2 separate regions of the Homo sapiens genome follow, and region 1 is linked to region 2. A link is a loop called in an ENCODE intact Hi-C map of the cell type or tissue named here. Cell type or tissue: K562. All regions are shown on one strand. Links, peaks and the distances in the headings refer to the core of each region. The heading gives the core; the rest is flanking DNA. Region 1 holds the start of LOC124904919 (a long non-coding RNA gene). Region 2 overlaps EYA2 (EYA transcriptional coactivator and phosphatase 2).

What was found. Peaks named below come from ENCODE experiments on the same cell type or tissue, not always from the same donor. Only the 100,000 strongest peaks of a DNase experiment are listed, where the experiment ranks them.
Region 1: it touches region 2 in a loop (6-fold over the local background); 18 of 110 quality-filtered maps call a loop at or near these places.

Annotation. Positions count from the first base shown.
Region 1 is chr20:46,768,808-46,777,139 of GRCh38, forward strand. It overlaps LOC124904919 (a long non-coding RNA gene), which reads right to left and starts at 2,563. Exons shown (of 2, transcript XR_007067617.1): 1 at 2,416-2,563. RefSeq lists an enhancer at 8,084-8,332. In K562, for the core only: a CTCF peak has its summit at 4,215 (motif pointing right); a DNase peak (open chromatin) is centred at 4,234; H3K27me3 peaks cover 1,428 bases.
Region 2 is chr20:47,147,322-47,155,653 of GRCh38, forward strand. All of the region lies in intron 10 of EYA2 (EYA transcriptional coactivator and phosphatase 2), which reads left to right. Among named protein-coding and RNA genes, the nearest start is that of MIR3616, 15 kb to the right of the region's middle. In K562, for the core only: a CTCF peak has its summit at 3,511; a DNase peak (open chromatin) is centred at 3,520; H3K27me3 peaks cover 2,977 bases.

The DNA.
Region 1 (8,332 bases), core at 112-8,111, 380 kb before region 2:
GAACTAGGAGTGGGTTCTCGGGCGGGGGCACAGCTCAGAGGGCAGTCAGTACCGAGGAAATGGAGATGCGGAGATGGCCATGAGCTTGGCGGCTGCACTGAGCTGGGGCAGCAAGGTCGCCGTTATATAGATCAGCCTGGGGAGAGAGAGACTGTGCTTTGATCGTGGGCAAGGTTAGTTAGATTTGGGAATAGCAGCCTCTGTAATTAGCCCCTGGTAAAGAGCTGAGAGGCAATATGAGAGCGTGTCCAAGAGTCCATCTCTGCGATATTGAGTTCAGATGGAACCAAGGAATTAGAAGGCTCTGGATAAAATGACCACCTCTGCCCTCCTCTCTGGGCTTTCCTCTAGAGCTCTGGGGGCAGGTAAGCGTGAGAGCATGCCCTTGACCTTCTAATGAGATGATGCTGCAAATTTCCTCCCAATTGGCTTATCAAGTTTACCAGCTCCCACTCACCCAGTGCAAGCTTTGGCCCAGAGAGAGCTCCCTTCATTGTCAACATGCCAAGAAAGCATTCTGAATGGTTCCCAACACACACGCAAATCCCAGCACAAGAGAGACGTGGAGGGCACATGGAGGAAGACAGTTTGAGGTCCTAGGATCTGTGGTCAGACTGGGAGCTGCACTGCAGGACAGGCCTCCAAAGTTGGTCACAGAGCCCCTGAGTTGGTATCCATGATCTTCTCTCTTGGAAAACTTAGAGAGAGTTCAGTTTTGCAAGCACCTGAAGGATGCTTCAGCCTTGGAGTCTGCAATACAGTAGGGTGGTCACTGTCATCAACATCAGCTGTGGGAGCCTGACAGACTTCAAACTCATCCTCGTTCCTTAAAGCCAGTGCCTTTAGCAATGTCATTAACCTGTGTGGGCTATTTCACTATCTGTAAAGCGGACGGTGGTCACAGCCACTAAGTCCTTGCTGCTCAGAGTGTGGCCTAGGGCCAGGAGCATCAGCATCCCCTGAGAACTTGTAGAACCACAGAATCTCGAACCCAGCCCCAGCCTCACTGATTCAGAATCTGTTTTCACAGGCTCTCCAGGTGGTTTTGATCAAACTCGTAGGGCTTTTGGGAGGAGTATATGCAGTTCAATAATGCAACAGTTTTGTTTGTTTGTTTGTTTGTTTGTTTTAGATAGGGTCTGGCTCTGTCACCCAGGCTGGAGTTCAGTGGCGTGATCTCACTACAACCTCCACCTCCCGGACTAAAGGGATCTTCTCACCTCAGCCTCCTGAGTAGCTGGGACTACAGGTGTGTGCACCACCATGCCTGGCTAATTTTTGTATTTTTTGTAGAGATGGGGTTTCACCATGTTGCCCAGACTGGTCTTGAACTCCTGAGCTCAAGCAATTCGCTGCCTTGGCCTCCCAATGTTGGGATTATAGCTGTGAGCCACCATGCCCAGCCAATCCAACACATATTTCTTGAGCACTTACTATGTGCCAGGCTTGGTTGCAAATGCTGGGAGTACAGCACTGAACATGGCAGATGAATCCCAGCCCTCAAGGAATTTACTTTCTAATGGGGTGTATTAGTCCATCCTCATGCTGCTAATAAAGACATACCCAAGACTGGGTAATTTATAAAGGAAAGAGGTTTAATGGACTCACAGTTCCACATGACTAGGGAGGCCTCACAATCATGGCGGAAGATGAAGGAAAAGCAAAAGGACTTTTTACATGGTGGTGGGCAAGAGAGCATGTGCAGGGAACGCCCCTTGGTAAAACCATCACATCTCACGAGACTTAATTACTATCACAAGAACAGCACAGGAAAGACCCGCCCCCATGATTCAATCACCTCCCACTGGGTCCCTCCCACAACACATAGGAATTGTGGGAGCTACAGTTCAAGATGAGCCAAACCATATCATAGGGAGAGACAGACAAACAAGAGACAGACAAACGGACAAGATGAAAATATAAAATACAGGAAATGGGGGATGGTGCTCAGTGGGAAGGAGAAAAATAAAGCAGTGCTTCCAGGTGGGACCCGGCAGGGAGAAGGACTATAATGGCAAGTAGAATGACAAGAAGGTGACATTTGAACAGTCACCTGAGGAAGGTGAGGAAAAGTATATTCCAGGTGACCAGAACAGCACAGACGAAGTCCCTGCAGCAGAAGTATGCCTGCTGTGTTGGAAAGATCTGTCAGGATGTCAGTGTGGCTGGAATAAAGTGAGTCAGCAGAAGTGCTGGAAGGTGAGGTCAGGGAGAAGTAAGAGCAAGGGCGGATGATGCACAGCTTTAGAAGCTGCTGAGGGTCCTGGCTTGTCCTCCAGTTCCTGATGCCCAGGAATGGGCAGGGACCCACTGGAGAGGGGCTGGAAGCAGTGGCTGGCACGTGGTAAGTTCAGGGACCAGCATTATTGTAATCGTTGCTGTTATCCAAAGCTGATAGAAACAGGTTGGACTCACCCTTGAGGTTTCAGCTTAGGTGTCCCTTCTCCAGGATTGCTGACACCCCAGGCTGGAGGGGGTGCAGACCTGAGAGCACCTCAGCCTTCTGAAAGCTCCTGGGTGAGGCTGGGATGGGGAGCTGGCCAGCCCTATTCACGATCGTATCTCAGAGCACAACACTGTACTTGGCATCTAGTAGTTGCTCAATAAATACCTGTCAATTAGAGGAATGAATACATACAAAGACTTGGGGGTGTCGGGTGGGGGACGTGCTCAGGAAAGGTGGGGAAGTGGCTGGGAGGAGTGACAGGAGTATTGTTAGAAGTAAACACCTGAGCTTTGTCCATTCAAGGTGCCCTCTGGAGCCTGACGCCCAGGAACGAACAGGGTCAGGGTGTTGGTCATCTCTGATCACACTGCTGGGTAAGGTAACCCAGAGGCCACCAGGACTCTGTGCCAAGAAACCCTGGGCCTTTGTGCTGAACTTGGCAGGCTTCTTGTCCTCCTCTGGCTCATTTCAGGGCCACCCCATGCTTTAGCCCAGGCTCCACCATGAAACTTTCTCCCCCACGGAAATGCTTGGGCACTGCTGGTAAAAGGATGGCCCCTCAGGAGAGCCACCAGGCAGCACTCAGAGAAAGTGACAATGCACAGGCTCTCAACAGGCAGCCCACCCTCTGGGGCAGGGCCCAGAGCAGCAGTTCTCAACCTTGGTGATCTTGCACCCCTAGGGACACATGGCAATGCTTGGGGACATTTTTGTTTGTCACAGCTGGGAAGGAGGTGCTACTGGCATCCAGTGGGTGGAAGCTCAGGGTGCTGCTAAACATTGTCCAATGCACGGGACAGCTCCACAGTGAGAATTATCCGGTCCACAGCGTCAACAGTCATTATCCCTTAAGGAGCCTTTTAAGATTTTTTTTTTCTAATTCCCCCTTTAATGAAATTTTAGAACTATAGAGATATTGCATACATATCTGTTTGTGTGCTGTAGGTATATGTGTGCTTTATACATAAAAAAGGTAAGATTTGGCTGGGTATGGCAGCTCACGCCTGTAATCCCAGCACTTTGGGAGGCCGAGGAGAGTGGATCACCTGAGGTCAGGAGTTCAAGACCAGCCTGACCAATATGGTGAAACGCTGTCTCTACTAAAAATACAAAAATTAGCTGGGTGTGATGGTGTGCACCTGTAATTCCAGCTACTCGGGAGGCTGAGACAGGAGAATTGTTTGAACCCAGGAAGTGGAGGTTGCACTGAGCTGGGATTGCAGCACTGCACTCCAGCCTGGGCTACAGAGAGACTGTCTCAAAAAAAAAAAAGTAAGATTTTTAAGTGTCCATTGATGGATATGAATAGTATGAATAGATAAACAGAATGTGCTATTGTACATAGTGTGGAATATTATTCAGCCTTAAGAAGGAAGGAAATTGTGGCACATGCTACAACATGGATGCATCCCGAGGACACTATACTAAGTGAAATTAGCCAGTCCCCAAAAGACAAATATTGTGTGATTCTACAGTATTTGTAGAATATTGTATGATGTACCTAGCGTAGTCAGAATTCTAGAGATAGAAAGTAGAGTGGTGGTTGCCAGCGTCTGGGAGGGCGGGGAATGTGGAGTTAGTGTTTGATGGGTAGAAAAGACTTCTGTGGATGGACAGTGGTGACAGTTGCACAAGAATGTGAATGTACTCAATGCCACTGAGCTGCACATTTTAAAATGGCTAAAATGGTCAATTTTATTTTATGTGTATTCTGCCACAATTTTAAACAAAGAGTATTCCGACGCGTTAAGAATCAGTTCTCGCCCGCCAGGGGGCTGTATCACCCCCATTGAGAATTCACAGCCTAGAGATCCTTGCATAGGACCTACAGGTGTGGATGTTCATCGCAACATGGTTGGGGGTGGTGAGAGCTGCAGGCACCCTGGGAGTCCCTCCCTTTGATGGTGGGAGAAGTTCTTAGGAAGAATGGGCCCACCTGGACACCGCAGGTGGAAAAGCTGGCGGAGAGATGCTCTTGCTCATTGCTCAGAGGCATCGTGACCGCCCCACACTCATACTCTGCAGGTTTTTGGAAAATCCAGGCTGGGCGCGATGGTTCACACCTGTAACCCCAGCACTTTAGGGGGCTGAGGCAGGAGGATCGCTTGAGGCCAAGAGTTTGAGACCAGCCTGGACAATACGGTGATACCCCATCTCTACAAAAAAGAGAATTAAACAGACATGGTAGCATGCACCTGTAGCCCCAGCTACTCAGAAGGCTGAGGTGGGAGGATCACTCGAGCCCAGATGTTCCAGGCTGCAGTGAGAACCCCTGCATTCCAGCCTGGGGGCTGGAGCGTTATAGTAGGTAGCTGGTCAGGTATGAGCAGGGCAGGAGAGGATCCTCCTCAACACACACCAGGAGTGTCACGCAACCATCAGGTGACGGTCAGGCAGTTGTTAACTGGCTTTCTAAAGTAATAATTGGCCACAGCTGGCATGAGGGAAAGGCAGTCCCTTAATAGATAGAAAACACCTGAAATGGGTGGCCAGAGGCTTCCCAATAAGATCTCAGGAGTGGTGAGAAGGAACGCAGGACCCCTGAGGCTTGCCACCATATCAAACCCCAAGTCAAGAGGTCAGGTCGCACACTTGGTCTCTCGAGTTGCCCGCTTGGCCCTCTTCCAAGTGCACTTCCCTTTCTTTCATTCCTGCTCTGAGGCTTTTTAATAAACTTTCACTCCTGCTCTAAAACTTGCCTCAGCCGCTCCTTCTGCCTTCTGCGCCTCGGTCGAATTCTGTCTTCTGAGGAGGCAAGAACTGAGGTTGCTGCAGACCCGTACAGATAACTACTACTGCTAACAAGAGTGAGACCCCATCTCAAAACACAAAAACAAACCCATACACGGCCAAATTAGCTTCCTCATCTCCTCTAGTCAACAACTCAAACTGAATTTTTCAAACTGACCTCTTTGCTCTCAAAATTCTGTTTTTGCCTTTGTTGCTTGAAACAATCTAGGAACATGAGTCTTCTTCATGTCAGAGCTAAACAGCATGCAGATAACTAGCTAAATGTTTCAGAGTCATTCTTTGACCATAAGTAAAATGTGCCAGGTGTGCACTAAGCATCTTATGGGATGGTTACAAGCAGTGCCCCAGATGTGTGCACAGCAGTACAGAGAGGTCTTGACAACACAGCTCAATGCCATTTTACATAAGGTAAAATAGATGCACACAAAGCAATTATAGGTATTTTGCAAACTGCCTACAAACAAAAGGATAACTCAAGCGTGCCAGGGGGAAGCAGGTGAATGGGGAATGGAGATTAGAGGAACTAAATAGATTTATAAACACGAGCACAGCTGTGGGTTGCTCCCAAGATGAAAAACAAAACAAACACACACACATAAACAAAAGAGGGAGTCTATCACATAATGTGGCACACTTAAAACACACACACATACAAAAATGCTCGCATATGTTATCCCGAATCATACAAAATAAAAGAAAAAGAAAACACATCTGGGCAGCTGACAGTGGCAGGAGTTGGAAGCAAAGGATGGAATAAAATAGAATTAACACATGAATGAACAAATCAACCAAGGGTTAGAGCTTGTCTGAACCAATTATGACAATATGTCATTGAAAGGATTTTTTTTTTTTTTTTGAGACAGGATCTCACTCTGTTGCCCAGGCTAGAGTACAGTGGCATGATCATAGTTCACTGCAGCCTCCACCTCCGGGGCTCAAGCAATCCTCCCACCTCAGCCTCCCGAGTACCTGGAATTACAGGAGTGTGTCACCATACCTGCCTAATTGTTTAATTTTTTGTGGAGATGAGGTCTCACTATGTTGACCCGGCTGGTCTCAAACTCCTGGGCTCAAATGATCCTCCTGTCTCAACCTCCCAAAGTGCTGGGATTACAGGTGTGAGTCACCACCCCCGGCCGACAGAGGAATTTGACTAACCCTACCTTCATTCCCCAAGGTCCATAAAGTGCCCAAATAGCCATATAAAGCACCATTGCAGATTCACCTGCGTTAGTTAAGACCTGTTAGTTACAACCAACTGATACCCACCACATTGCCTGAAACCCCTACAGGGCCACTTTCTTATAAAGAAGGCGTGGGGTGTCCTGGAGCCCTGAGGCTGCGAGGCCAGTTGGCTTTATGCCAGCTTGACTCAGAGGGCACCTATCTCTGTGGCTTCTCTCAGTCTTCCTCTCTGGGTCTCTGCTCTCTTCCCTCCATCTTCGGACCCACTTTCTCTGCTTTTACTCACAGAATAATAGCCATCCTTTCTTGTGCTATTTATTTGCAAATAAATGCTACCATTTATTTGCCAGAATAAGTTAAAGCTTTATTCGTTGGCTTGGAGACATTTCTATGAGATATTTTTGAATAAGAAAAAAGAATAGAATGTAGAAAAGAGTGTAAAATAGAATCCCATTTTTATAAAACAAAGACTGATGGAAAAATCCCAATTAATTCGCGTATATTTGTGAGTCTATACATATGTATCACATAAAAACACAGATGCAAATATAAGCACAAATAAAAATAGTTTGAAAGAACACATGCTGGGTTGTTAACCTGGGTCTCTAGCACTGGGCCACAGGGATAATGTAGATAAAAGAGTGAGGAAATAGGAATAAGGGAATAAGGAATGCACATCATTACATGTATTCCTTCATGTAAAATTATGTATAAAGAGATTATGCAAAAGATTGAGAGAGAGAGAGAGAAACATAAAAGTGAAGTGAGACCAAGATTCAAATCTTTACGTCACATTCCACATTCCCAGGGAAGGACTCTGATTGGTCCACTTTGGACCAATCAACTGTGACCAGGAAGCATAGTCATTGGATATAAGTATTAATATATCTGTTCCCACTTCATCTGTGCAGCTAGGGGAGGAGGAGAAAAGTCCAGAAACCTGGGGGGTGGGGGAATTAGTCACATGAAGTAACAGTTTCCACTAGTTTTTGCTTTTTTCTCTGCATTCCTGGAAACCTTAAAAAGAAGGATTGGAGAAGGAAGGGGGCATAAAACAAGTAAGATCTCAGGGAAGCTTAGAAACTAAGCCAGTGAATGAGGTGGGGACAGTACACACAAAGGTTCTGTGACAAGGCCGAGCCTGGAACCATCAGGGGTCTTTAAGTAATTCCAGGTGGCTGGAGAAATACTGAGAGATGGGAGGAGAAAATACTGAGAGATGGGATGGAAACAGAATCAAGCCAACCATGAAGGACCCTGGGCATCCCTGGTGAGTGACGGGTTCAACAAGTTTATGGGCAGGTCAAGATGGTCTTACAAGCCATCAGAAAGACTCCGCTTTTCCTGGAATGAGATGGAAGCCACTGGAGGGTTTTTTGTTTGTTTGTTTGTTTGTTTTCAGATATAGGGTCTCACTGTGTTGCCCAGGCTGGAGTGCAATGGGGCAATCATAGCTCACTGCAGCCTTGAACTCCTGGGTTCAAGCCATCCTCCCCACTCAGCCTCCTGAGTAGTACTACAGGCATGCACTACCACACCCAGCTAATTTTTTTTTTTATTGTTTTCTTTAGAGACAGGGTCTCACAATGTTTCCCAGGCTGGTCTTGAACTCCTGGGCTCCAGTGATCCTCCCACCTCAGCCTCCCAGAGTCCTGGGATTACAGGCATGAGCCGCCGTGCCCAGCCAGGTTTTGAGCAGAGGCAGGACATAGTTCCACTTAGGTTCTAACAGGATTCTCTAGCTGCTGTACAGAGAAGAGGCTCCCCAGGCAAGGACAGAACCAGGAGACCAATGAGAAGGTGACCGCAGTAGTTCAGGTGAGAGACGGTGGTGGCAGTGGACACCAGATTCGGGATGCTTTTTAAGATTAGAGCCCACAGGATTTGTTGATGGACCATTTGTAGGGTGGGACAGGAAAAGAGGCCCAGGAAGGAGGTACCATTGACATT
Region 2 (8,332 bases), core at 17-8,016:
CTGGGATTACAGGTGTGAGCCACCGCACCCAGGCTCTTCTGACTTTTGAGCAAAGACCTGAAGGAGGTGGAGGAGGAGGCCATGCCGATATCTGGGTGAAGAGTGTTCCAGATAGAAGCACTGTGCAAAGGCCAAGGTATGATTAGAGTTGATGGGCTCCAGAAACTGGGAGGAAACCAGCAAGACTGAAGCAGAGGGAACAGGAAGAATTGTGGTGGGCAATGAGGGTGACGCCTTTGGGCCATTGTAAGGCTTTGGGTAACAGCCAAGGGTGACAAAAGCCACTGGAGGGTTTGGAACAACATGATGTGACTTTGGTTCAGAAGCTGCCTCTGGCTGCCTGGTGGAGAACAGACTCCAGAGGACAAGGATTGAAGCAGGCATCCGCATTAAATCAGCAACTTCCAGACTCCCAGGGGAAAGAATCTGTGGGGTTTAAAGAATGGTCCAGGATTGGCCTGGTGCGGTGGCTCACGCCTGTAGTCCTAACACTTTGGGAGGCCGAGGCGGGTGGATCACTTGAGGTCAGGAGTTCAAGACCAGCCTGGCCAACATGGTGAAACCCCGTCTTTACTAAAAATACAAAAATTAGCCAGGTGTGGTAGCAGGCGCCTGTAATCCCAGCTACCCAGGAGGCTGGGGCAGGAGAATCACTGGAACCCAGGAGGCGGAAGCTGCAGTGAGCAGAGATCGCCCCACTGTACTCCAGCCTGGGCGACAGAGCAAGACTCTGTCTCAAAAAAAAAAAAAAAGAATAAAAAAAAATGGTCCGGGACACAGAAGGTGCCACATGCAGCTGTATCTTAGGATATTCTGCACGCATGTCCCAAGTTGAGGACAAAAGCCTTCTAATCAGTTCCATCTGCTGTTGAGTCCTGGATCCACCATCTCCTAACCTGGGCAAGTCTCTCCATCCCTCTGAGCCTCAGTTTGCTCATCTGTTAAATGGGTGGAAGAAAAGCCCCCACCATCTAGGGCTGTAAGGATGGAGCTATGTGAAAGCAGTCAGCACAGAGCCTGGCATACCTGCCCAATGTGGGGGCCTTTCCACCAGGGGGCTACAGGGGCTACATGTGTCCCTGGGGATAGGCAAGTGGGGGTTCTATGGTACCAGGGCAAATTGTTTAATTGCTACATATTTATTTTACTGTGAATTAGAAAACTATAACTAGCTTGCCGACCCCTGATTTTACAATCATTTTATAAAAGTATAGGCAACAGAAATATGACAAAGATGATGACAGTCATGAGCAGACCAGGCCTGGGTCCCAGCCAACTGCTGCAGCTTGGGCATAAATATCGACACTCCCTCCCCTGCTCCCTGCCACTTTGCCTTTGTGCAAGAGCTGCTGATTTTGCAGCTCTTACTTTGCAGGGCAGGTGAACCCTCCTCTGAAATGTCACCTGGGTCATGGGTAAGGGTGGATGTTGGGTTAAAATTCAAGCACCTGCTCAAGATCTGTCAAAACTGTCCTCCAGCCCCACTCTACTGCACTCACTCTGAAAGCTGTTCATGGGAAGCCCCCAAGCCCTACTTCACAGGGATGTGCCACTGTCGAGTCAGAGCTGGACCTAGGTCTGCGGCCTCTGTCCCAGCCAAGCAGGGACCCCTTAGGTTTTGACTTCTGGGCTCGGATGCAGCCAGGAGGAGATACTGTTCAGCCCTGCCCTGTGAGAAGAAGAGATTGGGGAGGCCTGGCAGCCGAGACTGTGCTACTGCACTCCAGCCTGGGCGATAGAGGGAGACTCCATCTCCAAAAAACAAAAAAAAAAAACAAGTATTATTTATGTTTTGAGATGTCACAACTTTAATTTAAAATACATTTAAAACCTAGATTTATGTTGAATGGCTGAAATTTTATAGGCAGTGTGATTAAAGATGATTCCAAATTTCAGCAAGGGGACATTTAGTTCGGGCATGAAAAAGAAGTTAACAAGCAAAGGTACCTATAAACAAAGGCATCATAAATAGATATAAAGCCAGAAGAAAAGGGATCTAAAGTAGACAGAGAAGATAGGCTGACTCTCCAGTTGCAGATTTTCATTATCAGCTCATCACACCACCGAAACTCTCTGGTGATTTGCTATCCACATCCATGGCGTTTGGTGGCCCTAAAGATTGTAACGGCCCCCATCCTCTTGGTTAAAATGGCAGGTGTGTTGACAAGAACTGTCTTAGGTACCCCCTGCCTGCTGGGCATCACATTCTTCTTGGTATATATTAAAAGAACACAAGTTTGGGCCAGGCACGATGGCTCATGCCTGTAATCCCAGCACTTTGGGAGGCTGAGACAGTGGATCATTTGCGGTCAGGAGTTCAAGACCAGCCTCGCCAACATGGCAAAACCCCATCTCTACTAAAAATACAAAAAAAAAAAAAAAAAAAAAAATTAGCCAAGCAGGGTGGCGTGCACCTGTAATCTCAGTTACTTGGGAGGCTGAGGCAGCAGAAACCAGGAGGCGGAGGTTGCAGTGAGCCGAGATCACACCACTGCAGTCCAGACTGGGCAACAGAGCAAGACTTCATCTCAAAATAAGTAAATAAATACATACATACACACATACACACACGCAAGATTTGCAGGCAAGATGCAGCAGGACTGAGGAGGGGGCCTTCCTTGCTCTCCCTTGCCTTAGCAGGCAATCTGTCAATGTCAGGGTGTCCTCTGGAAGCCAGGAGGTGTGCCTGAGTGAGGTGCTGTCCCTGAAGAAGATGTCCAGGGGCTGGCATGGTGAGGGCAGTAGTAAGAGGGAGGCAAAGAGTTTGGCCCCAGGAGGGTGGAATTAATGCATCTGGCCAGGGAGTCAATGGTCGCACAGCAGTGGCTGAGGTTGGAGGCACCTGGCGTCATCCTGCCTCACCTGAGTTTCTGCTGCATTCTCTGGTCCTGGCCCCTGTCCGCTTCTCTTCACTCCCCTTGCCATTACCTCTGTGGTCTAAGTCACCATCATCTTTCTCTTGGACGTCATCACGGCCTTCTCACTGTCCCCCTGCTGTCTATGAATTAGGATACAAGCTCATCAAAATAAAGAGGCTTAAGTACAACACAGATCTGTTTCTCTCTCATGAGGAAATCTGAAATGTGAACAGTCTAGGGCCAGAAAGGCAGCTCTTCCATGCCAGAAGCCCAGGCACAGCGGCTTCCTTTTCCCCCACCCCCCGAAAGACAGGGTCTTACTCTGTCACCCAAGCTGGAGTGCAGTGGCATGGTCATGGCTCACTGCAGCCTCGACCTCCTGGGCTCAAGCCATCCTCCCACCTCAGCCTCCTGAGTAGCTGGGACTATAGGCAGGCGTCACCATGCTCCGCTAATATTTTTATTTTCTGTAGAGATGGAGTCTCCTATGCTACCCAGGCTGGTCTCAAATTCGTAGTCTCAAGGAATCCTCCTGCCTTGGGCTCTCAAACTGCTGGGATTACAGGCATGAGCCACCTATTCCAGGCACATTCCAGGCAGCAGGGAAAAGGAGGCAGAGACAGAGAAGGGCACCACCCAGCGGTTGCAGTTCTCTCTTCTGCTCACACCCCATTGGCCTTAACATAGTCACTTGGCCACACCTTCCAAGGCAAGGGAGCCTGGGAAATGTAGTCTTTATTCTGGACAGTCACGTGCCAATAAAAACTGCTACTAATAAAGGGGGAAGTGAATTGGGTATTGAGGGTCAGCTGGCAGTCTCATCCTGACACCTTTCCTCGGTTTTCATCACAGTAGCCAGAGAGGTGAAAAGGAAAGCTGAACATGTCACCTGCTTAAAACTCTTCAGTAGGCTGGGCACAGTTGTTTGCGCCTGTAATCCCAGCACTTTGGAAGGTCGAAGCAGGTGTATCACTTGAGGTCAGGAGTTCATGACCAGCCTGGCCAACATGGCAAAAGCCTGTCTCTACTAAAAATACAAAAACTAGCAGGTCATCGTGGTGGGCACCTGTAATCCCAGCTACTCGGTAGGCTGAGGCAGGAGAATCGCTTGAAACCAGGAGGCAGAGGTTGCAGTGAGGCAAGATCACACCTCTGCACTCCAGCCTGGGCAACAGAGCGAGACTCCATCTCAAAAAAAAAAAGCTCTTCAGTGAGCTATTATGGACTGACCCCACCTGCCTCTCCAGACTCTTTTTCTCCTACTCTTTTCATCATTTGCTCCACTCCAGATCCAATGGTCTTTTTTTAATTCCTTGAACATCCATGCTCCCCACTACCTTAAGATTCTGCCCACGCCATGCCCTCTGTATGGAACACGCTTCCCCACCATTCTCCCCTCCTCTTGTTCTCAAGGTCCAAGGCCTCGCCAGTTCCTATGCACCTCTTAAATCTCTGAACCAGTTCCATGTCCTTAGGGAAGTCTTACCCGATTCCCCTCAAAAGGTTAGATTCTGCCATCATATGCTCCCAGGACGCCTCATACTTATGCGGTACATTTTGTACTCTTTGTAACCATTTCATAATTATTTAAAGTAATTGATGTGAATTCTGTGTTCCCCACCAGCTGTGTATTCCAGGAGGGCAGAGAACATGTCCACTGTGTTCACTGCTATAACTGGCACATAGTAGGTGATCAGTAAATCGTTGTTTCTTGACGGTTGATGATCTTGCCCTACGACCCCATCCATGGTAACAACTGCCTTCTGGAATTTCTAACTTTCAGGAAACTGACTTTGTTTATGTGCCTTTGACTTTATTAGAAATTAAGTAGGTTAACGTCGTCCATACAAAACAGGATGTATTTCTCTTATCTGCAGAACTCTAGAGGTTAGCAATCCAGGGACCTCTTCTCGACGAAGAGCTCAGATTCCTGCCAGCACTTAATTCTCACCTCCTATTTTACAGACCTCAATTTCCATTTACTGCATTTTCTTCTCCTCAAATCCTGGTTTCTGGTTCTGCAACCTCAGCCGGGTGCCTGGACTCTGACCCATTCTCCTCATTTGCTAGATCCTCTAGTCTGGCATGTTTGCCCTGGATTATTCCTCCACGCTGTACACATACCTCCTACCACCTGTATTGTGAATTACCAGCCCTGCTCCTTAGCAGTGTCATTTGTGTGTTGGGAGGACAGGGGAGTGTACCTTTTTTTTTTTTTTTCTCAAAGAGTGGGCATTCTGAATGTTCTCATTCACATTAGTGTCAGTGTGTTTAACTAGACCAGCATTCCCACCTGAGGGCAGCCCCATCCCTTGGATGGATAGGGGGGCGCATTAGAAACTAGGGGTGGGGCCAGGCATGGTGGCTCACGCCAGTAATCCCAGCACTTTGGGAGGCTGAGGTGGCAGATCACTTGAGGTCAGGGCTTCGAGACCAGCCTGGCCAACATGGTGAAACCCCGTCTCTACTAATAATACAAAAATTAGATGGGTGTGGCAGCGGGTGCCTGTAATCCCAGCTACTCAGGAGGCTGAGGCACGAGAATCACTCGAACCCAGGAGGCAATGGTCGCGGTGAGCCGAGATCGCGCCACTGCACTTCAGCCTGGGTGATGGAGCAAGACTCAGTCTCAAAAAAAAAAAAAGAAAGAAAAGAAAAAAAGAAACTGGGGGTGGGTGGGAGGCAGAGATTGCATTGAGCCAAAATCACACCACTTCACTCCAGCCTGGGTGACACAGTTGAGACTCTGTCTCAAAAGAAAAAAAAAAGAAAGAAACTGGGGGTTGGGGTAGTTGGTTGTCACATGAAGGGAAAGCACTGTTTGCTTTTAGAGGCCGGGCCAGCAATACCACTCAACCCAATATGTTGGACAGTCTTGTACAAAGTGGAATTGTCCCACCCAAATGCCCACCACACTGAGTCCCTGAGAGATGTCAGTCAGCTGAGCAGTATTTATGGATGCCTTGTGCACAGCATGATCCAGGTTTCATGTGGTTTGCTCTTAATTAAAATACAAAACAAAACAAAACAAAAAACCACTTTGTTAAATGTATGGCTTTTTCTTACTCGTGTTTTAGGGGAAAAATGACCAGTACATCAAACCAGTGATGTCATAGGTAATGATGCCCAGGATGAAGCGTAGGTTTGTGAAAGAGCATCAGTGTAAAGATAAATGAGGAGGCCAAGCGCAGTGGCTCATGCCTGTAATCCTAGCACTTTTGGAGGCTGAGGCGGGAGGATCACTTGAGCACAGGAGTTTGAGACCAGCCTGGGCAACATGACAAAACCCCATATCTTCAAAAAATACAAAAAAAAACAAAACAAAATTAGCCGGGCATGGTGATGAGTGCCTATAGTCCCAGCTACTTGGGAGGCTGAGGTAGAGGATCAATTGAGCCTGGGAGGTTGAAGCTGCAGTGAGCTAGCTGTGATCACACCATTGCACTTCAGCCTGGGTGACAGAGCAAGAATATCTCAGAAAAAAAAAAGACTGAGAAGTTAGTGAAAGTGGGGACTCCTCTATGGCTAAATCCGTGAAGGTGCGACATGAAGGAGCATGGCTGTATCCGGGTGAGTGCCATCCACTAAGAGGCCTGGCACCGTGGAAGGAATGGGATACTATTTGGGATCAGAGGACCTAAGTTCCAATTCTGACCTTGATTCTTCTGAGCTCTAAGACCTTGAAGGAGGTATTTAACTTGGCTGACTTTCCACTTCTTCGTCTGAACCAGATCTCAATAATAACTGACATTTACTGAGCACTCACTACATACCAGGCACTGTTCTAGCTGGCTTGTATGTTTCACTTTATTTAATCCTATTATGATCCCCATTATACTAGTCTGCTCAGTCTGTCCTAATAAAATACCATGGAGCGGGTGGCTTACACGACAGAAATTTTCTTTCTCCCAGTTCTGCAGGCTGGAAGTCCATGATCCAGGTGCTGGCAAAGTTGGTTTCTGGTGAGGGCCCTCTTCTTGGCTTGCAGATGGCTGCATTTTTGCTGTGTCTTCACCCGGCCTTTCCTCAATGCATGTACATGGAGAGAGAGCCAGAGAGAGAAAACAGCTGTCTGGTGTCTCCTCTAACAAGGACACCAATCCCATTGGGTTAGGGCCCCACCCTGTGACCTCACTTAAACTTAATTACTTCCTTAGAGGCCCTACCTCTAAATACAGCCACATAGGGAGGTTAGATTTTCAACATATGAATTTTGGGAGGAGACACAAACGTTCAGTTCATAACATCCATTTTACAAATGAGGAAACTGAGGCAGAGAGTGGCTAAGTGAACAGCCCAAGTCACATAGTTGGCAGTGGCAATATTCAGACCCAGGTGGCCTGGCTCCAGAGACCCTGCCCTTACCCATGGTGCTGTGTTGCCCCTGCCAGGGACAGTGATGTCCGTCTGGTTTGAGAAAAAGGATTCCCAGTAAGAATTTAGGAGCTCGTGCAGTGCCGCAGACAGTGGACTCAAAGGAAGAAAAGAAAGTGCAAGGGAGGCTGGAGTCACTGAGAAGTGTGGTGGCGGAAAGCCAAGATCTGACACCAGGAGGAGGAGGAAGTCCCAATGTTCATGGAGAAAACAAATATTTTTCATCTCTTTGGGTTTTTCTGATTTTGTTTTTGTTTATTTTGTTTTGTGTGTGTGTGTGTGTGTGTGTGTGTGTGTGTGTGTGTGTTTTGAGATGGAGCCTCGCTCTGTCTCTCAGGCTGGAGTGCAGTGCTGCGATCTCAGCTCACTGCAACCTTCACCTCCCTGGTTCAAGCAATTCTCATGCCTCAGCCTCCCGAGTAGTTGGGACCACCAGCTGATAGCTCCTAAAGCCACCACACCTGGCTAATTCTTGTATTTTTAGTAGAGACAGGGTTTCACCATGTTGGTCAGGCTGGTCTCAAACTCCCGACCTCAAGTGATCCACCCACTTCAGCCTCCCAAAGTGCTGGGATTACAGGCGTGAGCCGCCGCACCTGGCCAAGATTTTTCATGTCTTTGTAAGATGAAAAATCGAATTATTAGATTCCTCTGCTGTGAGTTTGCATAGCACCTTATGCAAAGTAAAACTCACACAAATAGCAACAAGCAACCACATGAACACGACAGCATCCTTCACTCCCCGCTGAGGGGATGAATCGCCTGGAGGTGATCAAAGCAATGTGCAAGGGATCTGAATGCACCTTCTAGAAAAGACATGTTACTCCCACATGCTGAGTGCACATGTGGGAGTAACAAGCACAATCCCGATGGGAGCTAGTGTGTCCTGCATGCGACTGTGTGCCTGGCAGTGACTGAAGGGCTTGTCTGTACCCATTCATTAACCCTTACAACAACCACAGAGGGCAGGTACTGTTATGTATCCCCATGTTAGAGATGGGGAAACTGAGGCACAGAGCGGTTCACTTGTGCGACAGCTGACGCATATCAAGCTCTTCTTTTGCACCAGGCATTGCGCATGAACCATCTCACCGCATCCT